Linked DNA regions of Homo sapiens: region 2 is linked to region 1. A link is a loop called in an ENCODE intact Hi-C map of the cell type or tissue named here. Cell type or tissue: A673. All regions are shown on one strand.

Region 1 (8,000 bases):
GTCTTTTTTCTTTCTTTCTTTCTTTCTTTCTTTCTTTCTTTCTTTCTTTCTTTCTTTCTTTCTTTCTTTCTTTCTTTCTTTCTTTCTTTCTTTCTTTTCGAGACGAATTTTTGCTCTGTCGCCCACGCTGGAGTGCAGTGGCGCAATCTCGGCTCACTGCAACCTCTGTCTCCTGGTTCAAGAGATTGTCCCGCCTCAGCCTCCCGAGTAGCTGGGATTACAGGCACATGCCAATGCATCTGGCTAATTTTTTGTATTTTTAGTAGAGACGGAGTTTCACCATGTTGGCCAGGCTGGTCTTGAACTCCTGACCTCAGGTGATCTGCCCTCCTTGGCCTTCCAAAGTGCTGGGTACTTCTAAAGCACCCTAGGTGCTTTCACTACACAGCCAAGACTGAAGACCCTTGCCTAGTTTTTGTTAACCTTGAACTGTCCTCCTCCCCTTTCATGGAATCACATTGACATTTATCTTGCTAATTATCTTGTAGAAGGACCCATAATGTGTATTTGTTTGATCATATGCCTCGTTTTTGTACCCTATTGGGAATTACGTATCTCTTCTAGTGCCTTTCCGAAATAGATCTGGGCTTGAATATGCCTTGCAAGTAAAATAGATCATCTTCCCTCCATCTCTTTGTATATTTTTTTCCAACCAAGTGCGTCTCCTCTCTGCCACCTATTTGTTCCATCTTGCTAGGTCAGATTATTACCACTTTAGCTTTCAATTCTGTGTTTCATTTCCAAGTTGGTTTTTTTGTGGAACATGTCTTGCGAATTTTGCCCTTTCTAGGTTTTATCAGGTATCTCCTGATAGTGTACACTCGTCTGTTTCACTTACCTTATTCTTCTATTCCAAGCTGTGTTTTATTAGAGGATTTGTTTTCAATATCATCTGGCCATCCTGTGTATAAAGTGGAGTCTTTGTTCTCACAGGTTTTTGTATTTTCCTTTTTTTCTCCAGCTGGTCGGTACAGATTCGCTGAGATGCCCACTCTCAAAACTGTTTCTGGAGCATCTGTCCTGACAGTCACACTGAATTTCTTTTTGTTCAGGTTTGCAGGACAAAGCTGTTTAGAGTTAATATGTTTCTACATTCTCACAGGTCTCAGCAGTTGACCCACTTTTTTCCAACCTAAGTTGGAACAACTCTGCAATATTATATGATGCATGCCACCTGCCTATGAAAGTAAATCAAAGCATCATTCTATCATTTCATATCCACTATAATAAAGGTGGTTGAATGTAATGAAAAGGGAAATCAGAGCCTTTGATGCCTCATGTGCTGACAGAGTGAGTAAGCCAAAAAAAGTGAGTTTTTTTATTCTTTCATAGTAATAATCAGCAGCATTAAAGGATAATTTTCACACACCAAGATGTAAAATCATGAGTCTCTTACAGATATAAAATGAACACGTGTTAAAGATTTTACTTAACTCATTAGTAATGAGGAAATCAGAAAGATACTATAACAGGTTCACAGGAGAAGTCTAAGAAGCACAAAAGGATATAGTGTACAGGAGGTTGAAATGAATGTGCAAATGGATGCCAGACTGTTTCTTCCCCCAGTGGGAAAAGGGTTGAAGTTAACTGAACCCTCTAACAGATGTAATTTATTTGTAAATCTATAGACAAATTTCTTTGGGATTATTTTTAGTTATTTATAACTTAGAGTTGTAACAGAGCTCTATGGAAATGAAAGGCTAGAAGCAGATAATTTAGAAAAGTATGCTCTAAACATTGTTTGGTAGTCCATGGCAGATAACCCAGTAATTGTTTTTATATTTTCAAATGTCTTCCCAGTGACGGCATTTGTAAGAAACTTGATGGCTTTCGAAGCAGTTTGAAATAGATGCTTTTGACCACTGCTTCAACCTAATCAGATACTTTAGTGGCATCTCCTTATAAGTTACCTCAGGGAGGTGAGTGATGAGCACAGCTACCATGGTGCCAGGCACAGGATCGGTGCTCAGAAATTCGTAGTTGTCGTTATAATAGAGACAGTGTTGAGTAGGGGTTAAGAGTGAGGACTTTAAAATCATTTTGTAGATTGTACCTTATTCCTCTCATGTGTACAATGGTGACAATAATAATACCAATCTCTTAGAGTTGTTAAAAGCAGTACGTGAGTTAATTTGCATGAAGTACAGAGAATACTGTGTACACTGTGGCCCTGAAGCCATGTGAAGAGCGTGGGGAGCCTTAGCAGAGTTGGCGCCAGGGCTAGAGAAGCACGGAGGGTGAGTCCTGGGTTGCATGAGTCCCTACCACATCTACCCATCAAGCTGGAGGTCAGTGGATGTCATTGTGATGGAATGAAAGCCTGCTTTTTTCCTGACTTGTAGAACTCTGTTGCCTGTTTAATCAGAGTTTTGGGACCAGGGAACAGATATATTTTCTTTTTCCAGGAGAGGGTGCGATTGTGCATGGACAATGGCAGAATACGTTTGTAGGGTAGGAAAGGTTTGATTGATGCCTTCTCTCACCTACCGTAAGAGTCATGGCCAGCACTCCTATAACAGAAAACAGGTTAACGTGAGAAAAGCGTAACAAATTTATGTAACCAAAGTTTTTACATGGCATGTCTTAAAAACCCCAAGACTCAGTGAAAACCATCTATTTTTATGCTTAAGTTCAGTGTATAAAGGACACCCAGGTAGAAATGTGATTAGACAAAAATGGAATGTTCTAGTGGTAATAGACTGAAAGGACCCAGCAAGCCCATCTGTTCAGATTCATCTTGACCTCTCTGCACAGTATTCCTCACCCTCCAGCATGGAGCACAGCCCCTCTGGGAATGAGGTCTTAGGATCTACTGTCAGACAAGGTGGGTCAGAGAATTTCTTTATGGTCAGCTCCTACACAGAAAGATAGGGGTAGGTTAGAGTATAATTTCTAGTTTCTATGACTCACCATGGGGAAGAGAAATTCCAGTATCTATGACCTACCTTAGTAGAGAAAGGAGAGCAGGAGAAGGTCACAAAGAGACTGCTCTGAGGCCCTTTCAATCTTTCAATCTTTGAGGCCCTTTCAGTCTTTGAATTCAACATATTCCGCACAAACAGGAGATCCTGGGTTTGAAGAAAAGGAAACAAAGGATGCCAAAGGATGCCAAACTGCCATACTCTGGAGTATCATTTTCGAAGCCCCAGCATCTCACGGTATCAGTGCTGAGCCTTAAACTCAGTGTGTGTTTGATTCCAAAGCCTGTGTGTGTCTCCCAATCATATCCTAGCAACTCATTTGTTTTTTTTCCTTCAGGCTCCCTTTTACTTTTGAGCATTCAGATTTTTAGCATTTTATCCTAATTCTTTGTTCCTTTATCCACACATCCATCCATAATTTCAACCAAAATATTTTGTGGTTAGCTTGCTGTGTGCCAGGCGCTGAGCCTGTAATGGTGCCTGTGAGCGGACAGGGACCCGACCCTGATGAACCTTCTAGCCGAGGGAATGAGAGACAAAGTAAGTAAACAGATGGATGAAAGGGTCACAGACTGTACTTAGTGTGATGAAGGAAGGAAACAAGAGGTTGAGATAGGGAAGGAGTGGTGAAGGAACACTTAAGAGTAGCCAGTAAAGGTATCTTTGAGGAGGTAAAAGCTGAAATGAGACTTAAAGGATGTGAAGTGATGTCCATGGAGGCCTGGAAAATAGTTACATAGGCCAAGGGAATAGCAAGTGCTAAGGCCCTGAGGCAGGAACCAGCTTGGCACCTTTGAGGAGCAGGAAAGTGGCCAGTGTGGCCTGGGAGTTGGAGTCAGGCAAGAGAGACAGGGTTGGAGATTTAGATAGGCGTCAGATCTTGCCGTGCCATGGAGGAAAATTTGAATTTGAACTTATGTTAACACATGACATCTATTGTAAGACCAACAACATGTCATGATAAGAATTTATTATGCCTACTATATGCCTATCATGCAACCAGATACTTCTCACAAATCATGTCATTTTCTCCCCCAACTTTGAGAGGTAGAGATTTTGAGTTGTCTTACAGCATCTGTTTACTCTTACATTTATAGAGCAGGTTCCCTTTTCTTGAGGCAAAATGCTAGACCCTAGAAAGATGATCCCTATTCTTAGGGAGCACACAGTTTAATAAAAACATCTGGTAACCAAGGGTCATGCTAGTAGCTCTATGCCCTGGCTTCAGCTTTTAGCCACTCTGGGCTTCTCTTTACTCCAGTGGGGAAGTAATAATTTCCCCATTGCAGGTGATGGTGAAGATGAGAAGAGTCAACAGGCAACAAGTGCCTAGGCCAGGTAGAGGCTCACTCACTGGGGGATATTAGGAAAATCTTGATGGTGCTCTGATTGAAGCCTGCTCACAGTGCACATGGCCAGTGAGAGATGGCAAGATCCTCTGGGAAAGAAGAGACAGGAAAGGAAAGGCTTGGAAGAGGAGAGGGAACTGAATCTTGAAAGAACAGTGGCCATTCCCGAGGCAGACAAGGAGGAGGATGACAAAAATTCTATTTCTATCAAGCCTAATGCGAGATAGTCCTTATCATGAAAATTAAGTGTGAGGAACAAATGCACCTGTGATTTTGGTAAAAAGGGGCTACACATCGTAATTTAATGTCTAAAATTTGGACACTACTTTGTAAAAGTACTACTTACCCGTCACTGTTCTGCATGTAGTTTTAACCAAGATGAGAATCATGTAATAAATATAAGCTGATTCAAAGGCTTTGTTTCCCAAAATGTAGCACTATCTTTTCTTTCAGTAAAATAAATAAAGCATATGTCAACTTGCCCTCTAGTGACAATATTTTGTATTTCACTCAGGTTCAGAAAATAAGCTGCACATTAGCTCCTCCAACAATGTGATTTTCTTTTTAAAAGACAGAGGCTCATCCTGTATAGATAATACTCTATAATAAAGAAGTAGAAAACAGTAACCTCTGGGAAGTATCTTTGTGGTAGCCTATTGTGGTCACTTCTAGGCTGCTTACTCATGAAACTTTGGGCAAATTACTGAGCAAGTAACTTTGAGCAAGTTACTCAGGGATATGGTCTCCTCACCTCTGAAACGAGTTAGCCAGAATGCTGTGTATTTACTTCTCTTTTTTCTCTTTTATGCCTGCTAGAATGCAAGAATGCAAGCTTTGTGAGCACAGATCACAGGGATTTTGTTTTCTACTGATCCCCTAGTGCACAGAACAGGCTGGGCTTGTAGCTGGCACACAATGCATGTGATGTAAGAAAAATGAACAATGACAAGTATGAATATTGAAAATCATGAGTTATGGAAATTGCTGGAGTGTGGTCAAGCAGTTAGTGGATGCTTTACTAAATGATGACGTCCTGTCTTCCCTGGCTCTTGTCACTTGTGTTTTTTCAATTTTATATCAGTTAGATTTATTTCCCTTTGGGCCGTTTGTTTTGTTTTGCTGTTTTTTGTGGTTGTTTTTGTTGTTGTTTTGTTAAACTATCGTGAGCCGAAATTTGAAAGAGACACAGAAGAGGGAGTCAAGGATGAGGCTGGGTTTTTTTTTTTTTAGGTTTGAAAAACAGTTTGCTGACCTTTCCTTCTAGTTGATGACATTTCAAATTTAACCCATTCCACTAGACTATTTTTCTTCATGATGTGCTTTTGTACTAAATTATACACACATGCTAGATTCCGGAAATCTACTAAATCTGTCTCATGGCTGTTTACTGGTCAGTGTCCCTTAATTCGGCAACACCCTGGGTTTTTAGGAAGGATAATCACTTTTTTTTTTTTTTCTTTTTAGTCACTCCGTTCATAAGTGTTTTGTTCCTTTCACCACAGGTTTATTACTCACTTCTACTTTGAAAAGCAGGACCTGGGAGGCTGTAGAGATGAAAGAAATGCAATAACACTTTTGCTTGCTAATGGATGAACATGTTGCTACTTAGAGTTGAAAAGGCATCATTTTCAAGTGCTTTTTAGGGATGTTCATGCTATGGTGTAAAGGGGAGTGAAGAGAGGAAGAGAGCAGCTCTTCACGTGTTTTTTACAGGTCTTAAGTGTCCAAATCCTTCCTTACACAGTAACACCCCTGGAGAGAAGAGAATGTGTCTCTTAAGTTTCTACCCAACATCTAAAAACCCTTAGAGTTCTATCAATTTGGAAATGATGGTGAAAAGATATACTTTGAGAAGTAGTGGTGAAGAATGGATATTGATTTATCCTTTTGATCCATGACGGTCTCCAGCTCCGAAACAAGTAATGATTCCCAGTGGGTACAAGATGAAGTCCAAACTTCTTAACCTTGAATTTAGAGGCTTTTGTGAACAAGCACCAAATCTTTTTGACCCCCTCTTCTAAAACTCCCTCAATGATGTTCTGCTCAAATTATTCTCCCTCACTGACCTCTAGCTAGGCTCTGTGTTTTAGAATTTTAATTACATTTATTGGTCAGGGACGGATCATTTTAATTGTTGGAAAAGAAATCTAAAAAGTACAAAACAGAAGATGACATTCATAATTCTGCTATTTGGAATTAATCTTTGTTGGTAGTTAGCCAATCACTTCCTGTTTTTTAAAATACATAAGTCTATGTATAATTTCTACGGTTATAGTTTTTTTAATTACAAAAATGATATAGAAGATAGATAATCCAAAAGAGAAGACTATGAAAGATAAACTAAAGTTTTGTTTAATTACTGTTTCCAATCCTGATTCCCTCTCACGTTCCCCTGAAACAGCCCCTGTATTAGTATTGTTGTATATTTTTCCAGTTCATGTTTAGAGTACATAATTGATGACATTATTCTGTGTTTATTTTGGCTCACATAGATCGTGTCATAATGTGTGTATCTTTCCATAATTTGCTTTTTTTACTCCAAATCTGTTTAAATGTCTAGAACCAGCTTGCGCAACCCATAACCCATGGGCTGCGTGCAGCCCAGGATGGCTTTGAATGCAGCCCAACACAAATTTGTAAACTTTCTTAAAACATTGAGATTTTATGTGACGTTTTTCTTTATTTAGCTCATCAGCTATTGTTAGTGTTAGTGTATTTTCTGTGTGGTCCAAGACAATTCTTCTTCCAGTGTGGCCCAGAGAAGCCAAAAGATTGGACACTCCTTCTCTATAATTATTACTGACCATTGTAAGTTCTGTTTATCCATTTGCCTACTGACAGGTATTTGGGCTGTTTCCACATTTTTGCAAAGCTGCAGAAAAAATGAATGTGATGATTTTTATGCAGATGTGCAAATACTTCTACAGTATGCATTGAAGTGGTATTGCAGGGTCACGGTGTCTGCACATCTCAGTGTTCATGGATGTCGCTAAATTTTCCTGTCACTTTGCTAGCTTACATGCCCATATAGAGTGGGCTGAGGGAGAGACTTCTCAGGCTGTTCCTTCTTTATTCCCTCACATTTCCCCAGCCTAGAATTTCCTTCATTCTTCTCTCTTGTGGAAACTGTCTGTTTTGCAAGATTCAATAGAGATAACATTTGTTGTATATTCCTCTCACTTGACATTAACTCTAGATTTTGACTATTTTTATTTTACTTGTTTATGTCTCTGTCCAGGTGAGTAACTAAGCTTAGAAAGCACACAGGCTGCATGTTCCTTTGTATTCCATAGTGCCTAGCCTAGTCTCTTACCCATGGTGAGTGCCAAGTATAGCAAAGTCTGGTGTTGCTTGAAATTCAGGTTTATAGCCAGTTGAAATGTGAACATCCAATATAGTGAAAATTATTCTCAATTTTAAAAAATGCCTGTAATATTTTGTATCTAAATTAGCCACTTGGCACTTTTTTCCTGCAGCATTGCATTTAGTCAATGCAGTTAATTAACGCATAAAGGTGATAGACCTTATGTATGATAAATATGTCCTGTAATTTTTAAACACATTTCACATATATTCCTAATACACCTATTAGGAGAGGCATGCAGGAAATGTAACTGATAGCACATACAGCAGACAAACACCCATCTTGTCCTCCTGTAGAGATACTTACGCTTGCTGACTGGAGGAGAAGGAATCACTTGAACTATCTAAATTGCAAAGTCCCATTTTT
Region 2 (8,000 bases), 500 kb before region 1:
TCACATTGATTTCTGGTTGCAATAAATGGTTAACTTCCTCCACTGCTAGACTCTAAGTAAGATTTACAAATGCAGAATAGAATATCAGTCTTTTTCCTCCATGGTATCTCCATCCTGAGCATGTGTTTGTGAGATAAATGAATGCTTAAAATCAAGACCCTAGTTCACTTCAGATAGCAGACAGGGAGGTTGTTAGACATCAGTAAAGAGTTTATACTCTGAAAGAGAAGGAGGTTTTAATCTTAGTAATTTATTTGACTGCTAAATAGGGAAACCAAAGCTAAAATCCAGTTGAGTACATTAGGCTAACATGGTTGGTGTGCAAACACATGCTAGGGGCTCATCCAGCTGTGGGTTTATTTGTCCACCAGCCTAACTTCAGGCAGCACCCAAAGTTCAGACTCAAGTTGTGGGCAGTCTACTGCTTTGGTGGGGACGGTGGCTGTGGTGCCAGATGGGGCCACTTGGCTGAGGGAGGGCATCAGGGCTTTCAGTTCAGGAGAGCTGATGGATGTTGCTCTTCTCTGTTGTGTCACCAGAATTCTGTGCCTTGGGTTGGGCTTACTTGCATCTCTGTGTATCACTCTGCTGCTTCAAAACTCATCCCTTCTGTTGATGCTGACCTGAGGAAGCTTGGGAAATGTTTGCTGCATTGGGTGGGATTGATGAGCTGGCTTTAAAAAGAAGCACGAATGCTTTACCAGGACTCCAAAATCAACAACAACAGAATGTCTTTCTAGGATCACTCAAATGGACCCATTTATTCTTTGCATACTCCTCCAATTTTTGGATACACTTTTCAGTTTGGGAAAAAAGCACAGAATCCTGCATGTAAACTTTAAGACAACGGGATGTATCACAGTGTTTGTTTTCAGACAGTAGTATGCCTTTAGGATAGTCTGAAGAACTGGTTAAAATATAGATTCCTGAGTCCCACCACCAGAGAATCTTGCTCAGCCAGCTTGGAATGGAACCCAGGAAACTTCAGGTGATATAAGGCAAGGGGTGTATGCATCACACCTAGAATAATGGTCCCTGCTCCTGATGAACACACCAAGTACCCAAGAAGGGCACCAGAGTGTGAAACAAGCATGGTTAGGTGATGAGATGGCCTGGGTACAGTCACCTGTTAAAGTGCAGATTCTCATTCAGCAGGTCTGGGGAAGGAGGCTGATATTCTGCATTTCTAATGAGCTGTGAGAAGGCAGTTGTTGCTGGCCCCTGCCTCACACCTTGAGTAGCAAAGATGTAAAAGAGTCACCAACGTTAGGGCTGTGGAGTCAGATGGGCATAGGTTTGGATCCAACCTGTTTTCTCACTGTGTGACCAGCCTCTCCCAATCCAGGTTTACTTGTGTCTCAAGTGGGAAATGATGCAGAAATTAAATGTGACAATAATATACATAAAGCATTCAACATATTGATTAACATGCCATTAGTCTTCCATGAGTGCAAGCTGCCATTGCAATTTTAATAATAAATCCTGCTAATTCAATGTAAATTAGTCAAAGATGTTTGTTTTATCATCCTTGCCATTTTATTTTGCTAATTTTGTTTCTATGCAGATTGAGGCAATGTTTCTATATCTATCATATAACACATCTGGAAGATAAGAAAATGGAGTCATTTCCCTACCAAACACCCAGCCCATGCAGTGCTGTGACCATAGTCCTTAATAAGATGTTGTGACATTAATGAACATCAAGACATCTGAATGAGGGTTTATTTCCCCTGGCCCCAGATATTGGCCATTATGTTGACAGAGCTGGTGCACCCAGATCTGGGTTGATGTCATTTAAAACTGGGAGATTACTCTGAAAATTTCAGCCCAGGTAGGCTGTTTGACATAACAGGAACCAGCATCCCATTGGGTGAATTGTTTGGGTTTCAGCTACTTGATACACACATTCCAAGTGTACCTAGTGATGTAGTAGCCTGTTTTGTTCTGCCCTAGTTTGCTCGGATCATCTTTAAAGTTTATCTTGGAAAAAGCAAAGGCCCTGAGGGCAGGGTGATGTTTATCTGGTGGGCAGATAATGTGGCATAATAGGTAATCCCTGAGATTTTGGAGTCCTGTAGACCTGGGCTCAAATCCTAATTCTACGACTTAATACCTGTGTGACCTTGCCTAACCTCTCTGAGTCTCAGTTTTCTCATAGCTTCACCAGTGGGAATTCCTTTTCTAGCAGTCAATGGCCTTAATACCATGTGCCCTGTCACAGGTGAAGCTAGAGTCAAGTACATGTGGCCTTAATATCATGTGCCCTGTTCTAGGTGAAGCTAAAGTACTGGTCCCTGCAGGTCAACTGTGATGGTTTAAGCCATTATTCCATGTCATTGGTACATGTTTTGACTAACAATATAAATTCACATTAAAAACTTTATTTTAAATACAGCCTGCTAGTGTTTGAGTGTCCACTGGGCTGGACACTGGGGGTGACTGAGATGTATAAGCCGTGGTCCCAGCTGTGATGGGTACACCAAGTACCCAAGGAGGTGAGCACATGTATTCAAGCCCCAGAATGCAGAACAAATGGTGCTAAGTGGAGAGAGCAGACTTGGGCGCAATTCACATGGGTGATGTGACCTTCAGGCTGTGTTGGGTTAAAGGGGAAGGAGGCCAAGGGCTTCCCACAGCTGAAATCCAACTCTTGGTCTTGTCTCTTTGATCTTGTGTCTTAAACTTCTGACTGGGTTCTTCCTAGCCAAGCCCTGCTTTACTGTGCAACATATTGCAGGGTCTAAATGATGGCAATGCATCTATATATTAAATTACAGTGATCTGGAGCATTTTGTTGCACACAGGCATCAGCTAAAGGTTTAAATTCTCTCATTAGAATTTTTATACCCTGAGGTGTGCCACTAGGAAAATGGAACTCACTGTTTTTCTTCTCATCTGAGCAAAAGGGTGACTATTTTGTTTTGTAATGAGTGCATAGCATGGGCCATTGGCTGGAGTTGTGATAGCCTATAAATGATTTCCGGTGTGATTCAAGCCTCTTGAATCCTCCAGACCTGCCTGTCTGGGTGGACAGGGATGCTGTGTTAGACATGGCCAGGAGCCAGGGCTCTGGAGTTGGATGGGTCTGGATGAAGTGTCCTTCATCCAGCAGCTGTGTGGCTCTGAGCAAAGTACAAAATCTCTTAGTGTCTCAGTGACCCAGCTAGAAAGGATAATTGTGATTCTTAGAATTAAGTGAAATGGTGCACTTACATTAAAATGCTAGGCATGGAGCCTGACACACGGTAACAGCTCAAAATCTTGTTTTATGGTCTTAAAATTTGAAGAAACCTGGAAGAAGTCTAACTGTTACTCTTATGCAACCATTGTGAATTAGGGCTGAAACAATGCCAATTCAGCAATCAATTGAAGATGGCCCTGTATATTTCTTATGGCTTCTATAAGGACCAAATGAAATAGCATAGACCTATGTCTGGATTCTGGAAGGTCTTCAATAAATGTCAGTTTCTCATTCCTTCTCATCAAGAGCAGATATCGTCTCTATCTGGATTAACAGTCATTATTCTGGGCTCCTTCCCACCCTGACTCTTCATGCATTAACCTTGCAAAATGGGTTAAGAGGAGTCTGTGTTATCAAAGCTCCCTTGAATACACCTGTGAGCCATATTTGGAGATTAAATCAAATGTTATTAACTTTCCAATTACTTCCAGGTCAAAGGTGATGTTGCTGAAAATACGGCCAACATAGATTTCTAGTATAATTATTCCTTAATTCGATGTGCGTACCTGAAGTAACCTGGCCTGCTCTACTTAAATAATTCAGTTCAAGGGCTACCTGGTGTACAAGCTGTAGCATCTGACGTTAAAGCGTCTGCAGCCTATTCAAGAGCAGGTATGTAAAAAGCATGAAATAAACTTTAGTGGAATAATAGGCTGTGTGTCTCGGCCATTCAGTGTTTATAAATAGCAAGCACCTACTCTATGACTGATGAACTCCTATTCATCCTTCAGCCAGACCCAGATGTCAGCTCAGAAATCAGTTCTTGGAAGCTTTTGTGTACCACCCTTCTTATATCCCCGTCCACATGCTCATGGTGTAAGTCCCTACCATCTGCTCTCCTAGGATTCTGTAGTTTTCCTTCTTAGAGTTTATCTCTGTTTACTTGCTTACCATTCTATCTTCAGTGCCAAGCAGCTTGGCACACAGTAGGTGTTCAATACAGGCTGGTTAATCAGCTGGCTGCATTCGGTGGAATGGGTTGTGGCTTTCCTGTGGGTAATGGCACAAATTCCATGTGGGAAAGAAATTGCTAACAATAAAACCTAGACCGGAGGAGTCTGACCAATAGTGTTTTCACTACTTATGGCAAAGTCACGTTCCCACAGTTGATTCTCCAGACCAGGGTGCGACATATGGGATAGTGGTTTCTTTAGGATTTAAAAAGCATTGGTACAGGAAGACATTCTACCACCTCTGAGTTCCAAGTGCTGAAGAAATGGCAAAATTCAGTTGAAGAACAGACTTCTGTCCAGTAGAGGGAGCTCCCTCATTAAAAAGTCACACGTCCTTGCTGAAAAACTCTGGGTTAGGTTTTCATAAACTTCTCTTTCTTCTTAGAATCATAAAATCTCAGAAATAGGAAGGACCAGAAATCATCTCGTCTAACCACTCTCTCAGAGTGAGAATTCCCTCTAGAACCAAGGCTGTTAGCCTGCCTCTCCTCTTTTAGACCCTTCCCTTTCCTCACCAAGATGCCCCCTTCTCTCTTTTAGAAGTATTTATTAAACACCTACTGTGCGCCTGGCACTGAGGTTATAGAGACCAACACGACGAGCATGTACCCACCTCTTTTTCTACTTACAGCCTTGCTTGATTCCCTCCCCAGTCCGGGAAGCTCCTTACTCCTTGAGGTGGGATGTTCTGCTCACTCTCTCTCTGAGATGCTCTGACTGTTCTTTAAAAATTTTTTTTTGAGAGATGGGGTCTCACTATGTTGTTCAGGCTGGTCTTGAGCTCCTGGCCTCAAGTGAGCCTCCCACCTTGGCCTCCCAAAGTGCTGGGATTACAGCTGTGAGCCGCTGTGTTTGGCCTTCTGACTGTTCAAACGTTCCTTCCATGAAGCCAGAATCTATTCCCTAATACTGTCCATCCTTTGATTCCAGTTTTTGCTTCAGCATCGTAACTGGCACACAATGGGCTTAGAGCTATGTGAGCATTCTGCCCCCTGAGTTCCCTTCAGATATTTTTAAAACTAGCTTGGGCTCCCTTGAGTGGCTTCTTTCATTGCCATCACTATTTGATCCCGACCTTGGATTATGAACCTTCCTTTTGAGGCCTGAGGTGGGCTGCTTGAAGTCCTAGCAGCTAATATGCCTTACCACAGGCAGAATTTTACAAGTCAGCAAACCTGGACTTTAGCTTCCTTTGTAACACTTCTGAGTCCTCTTCCCTCTTCCAAAATTTCTATATTTAGGAGCTCAGAGTGGTTCTGTTACCATTTTGAGGTTGACCACACCCAAACCTCATCTAACGTGTCTGTTTACTACAGGTATATGGGAATTCAATGAAGAACACTTCCCTGGGAGAGTAGAAGTTTAAAAGGAAAGTGTAGGAGACAGCCATCTGAACCTAAGCAGTGCAGTGTATCAGGAAAAATGGTCTTGAATGGAAAGAACAAAACCAAACCGGAATAAAGAATCGCCACCCAAACAGGAGAGAAATCAACAAGAGGGCACCTGGCTAGGCCTGGCATGTGGCTGCTGCTCAGAAAATTTAAAAAATGAGTTTGAATGAATGAATGGATGAACATATTCCAAATTTCCTGATCCTGATGAATGACATTCTTAGGTTCTGAGAACGTATGAGTGGGCAAACTTATTTGATAGCCTCTGAGGAGGTGTGGAAAATGAAGGGAGTACTGTATGATGAGATGAGAAGTATGTTGTGATAAAAATATATATACAAGTATTTATAGATTATTATATATGTACATAGACCAATTGTACTAGATTTCAATGCAATATGAACCAAATTGACTAATGGAAAATATCTTAAGGATTATCAAATTTAGGGTGGTAAAGAGGCTTAAGCCAGTGTGCCAGTCCTGTTCTATTGATAGGGCTTCTCTATGGAGAAGAATTGTGACACTTCATTTTGGCTCAGTTGAAAATGATTGATTAGTGATGCCTGCCGTGGGTCTGGGAATGGGTCATGGCGATACACATGTCAGGGATTTGTTATCCCTGAGTGGTCCAGTGGTCTCTCTCTTCGTAGGGCAGAGGCTTACTCAAAGTCACACAGCAAATTTACAACAAGGTATCTGGGTGTCTTAACTCAATTCCAGTGCTCATTTCCACCACATTGCCCATTCTGACTCTTTGAGTGTGTCCTAGCTTAATATTCCTCTTATTGGGGGAGAAAGAAGCAGTGAGAGAGAATTTCCTCTGAGAGAAAGTGGCAATGACATGCTCATTAATGTAGTGATCATGTAGAGTCATCTTGACCCACTTGAAGGCCTGGGGGTCTACCCCTCTTACACCACGCTGACTGAGTGCCAGATAGGATAGAATGGTGGTCCAAACCCTGCAGAGGGAAGTAGAAGGTGGGTCAACAGACATTGGATGAGCTTAACTCACAGATCAGAAGTGACTGAGTCAGCCGGGTGCTAATGTGTTAGGGCTGGGAGGAGGGGGGTCAGGGGCAATCTTGAAACTAGGGAGAAGACTCCTTTTTTGTTTCTTTCTCACAAGAAGCCATAGCCCTGGGAGGAACTTTTCAAAGAAACTGCAGGAGTATAGAGACAGCACTGGGAATCTTCCCAGCCTTCATTTTCTTTCTGCCAGCATTCACTGAGTATCTGCTTTGTGTAGGGAGATCAGGTCATGCAGAAGTGGGGATGGTGCCTTCATTCTACCTTTCTAAGAGCACTGAGAATTTCAGGGATACCATGATCACTTGGTTTTCTTCAAACACTGTTTGTTTGTTTGTTGAGGGGAAATTTCTTCCCCCCAAAATTAAAGAAACTAAATGGGGGCTGGTGTTTGAGTTAAAACTAACCAGAGGCCTCCTTAGCATATATGGCCCAGCCTTTTTACGTTGGACAAGATACTTAATCTCTCTGTGCCTCAGTTTCCTCATCGGCAAAAATGTACCCACCTCCTAGGTTGCTGTGAGGATGAAATAAGTGGATTTATGCAAAGCATTTAGATGGATGCCTGGTACATCGTAAATGCTACATATGCATTGGCTATTTTTTAATTAAGTAAAAACTGTATATATTTATGGTATATGACACAAAGTTTTCATATATGTATACACTGTGGAATGACTAAATCAAGCTATTGATATTCATATGCATTACCTCACATACTTACCATTTGTGTGTGTGTGTGTGTGTGTGTGTGGGTGTGTGTGATGTGAACACTTAAAATCTATCCTCTTAGCGTTTATTAGCCCTGCAAACTTGGGTTAACACTGTAATTTTTTTTTTTGCCTCCTTGTTTTCATACTTTTTAAGATAACTTATACCATGGGTTTCCCCATGGAGAGAAGGAGAAATAGGTATATAGGAAAGAAAAAGACATCTCCTTTTTCTGAAGCTAAAGATTTAAAACATTTGAGATGAACCTTCTAAATCAAGAATCATAATCTTCAATGACTTGACAGTGCAGCCACAGATTGAAGTAAGTACTTTGCAGAATAGAATCAATGGAAGAACCTTAGAATTCTAAGGTTCTCAAAACTTGGTTGGAATGACCTGGTGCATATTTTGAAGCACCAATTGTGCTGTTATAGAATTCTCTCCTGGGGAGATAATGAACTGATAAGATTTTTTTTTCTGGCTACCACACTCATGGGTTATCAGGAAAGCCCAGGTACCAGAGAGGAACACAGTCATATCTGCAGTAGGCACCGCTCCTGGGTCAATAGCTTCGTATTGTATAGGAGATTGGCACATTGCCAGTTGATTCTCAAGGTGTTGAGATGGCCTTAGTTGATGAAATATTGATCTCAGGCTGTTGGTTTCAATGGAATTCAG

Evidence for each region. Hi-C counts contacts between places; a loop is a spot of excess contacts. Peaks named below come from ENCODE experiments on the same cell type or tissue, not always from the same donor. Only the 100,000 strongest peaks of a DNase experiment are listed, where the experiment ranks them.
Region 2: it touches region 1 in a loop (11-fold over the local background); 8 of 110 quality-filtered maps call a loop at or near these places.

The regions. Positions count from the first base shown.
Region 1 is chr3:7,797,336-7,805,335 of GRCh38, reverse strand. No RefSeq gene overlaps it. Among named protein-coding and RNA genes, the nearest start is that of GRM7-AS1, 270 kb to the right of the region's middle. In A673, a CTCF peak has its summit at 4,774 (motif pointing left); a DNase peak (open chromatin) is centred at 4,775.
Region 2 is chr3:8,298,676-8,306,675 of GRCh38, reverse strand. The region is part of intron 3 of LMCD1-AS1 (LMCD1 antisense RNA 1); the gene reads left to right. Among named protein-coding and RNA genes, the nearest start is that of LMCD1-AS1, 200 kb to the left of the region's middle. In A673, a CTCF peak has its summit at 4,488 (motif pointing right); a DNase peak (open chromatin) is centred at 4,505; H3K27ac peaks cover 6,447 bases.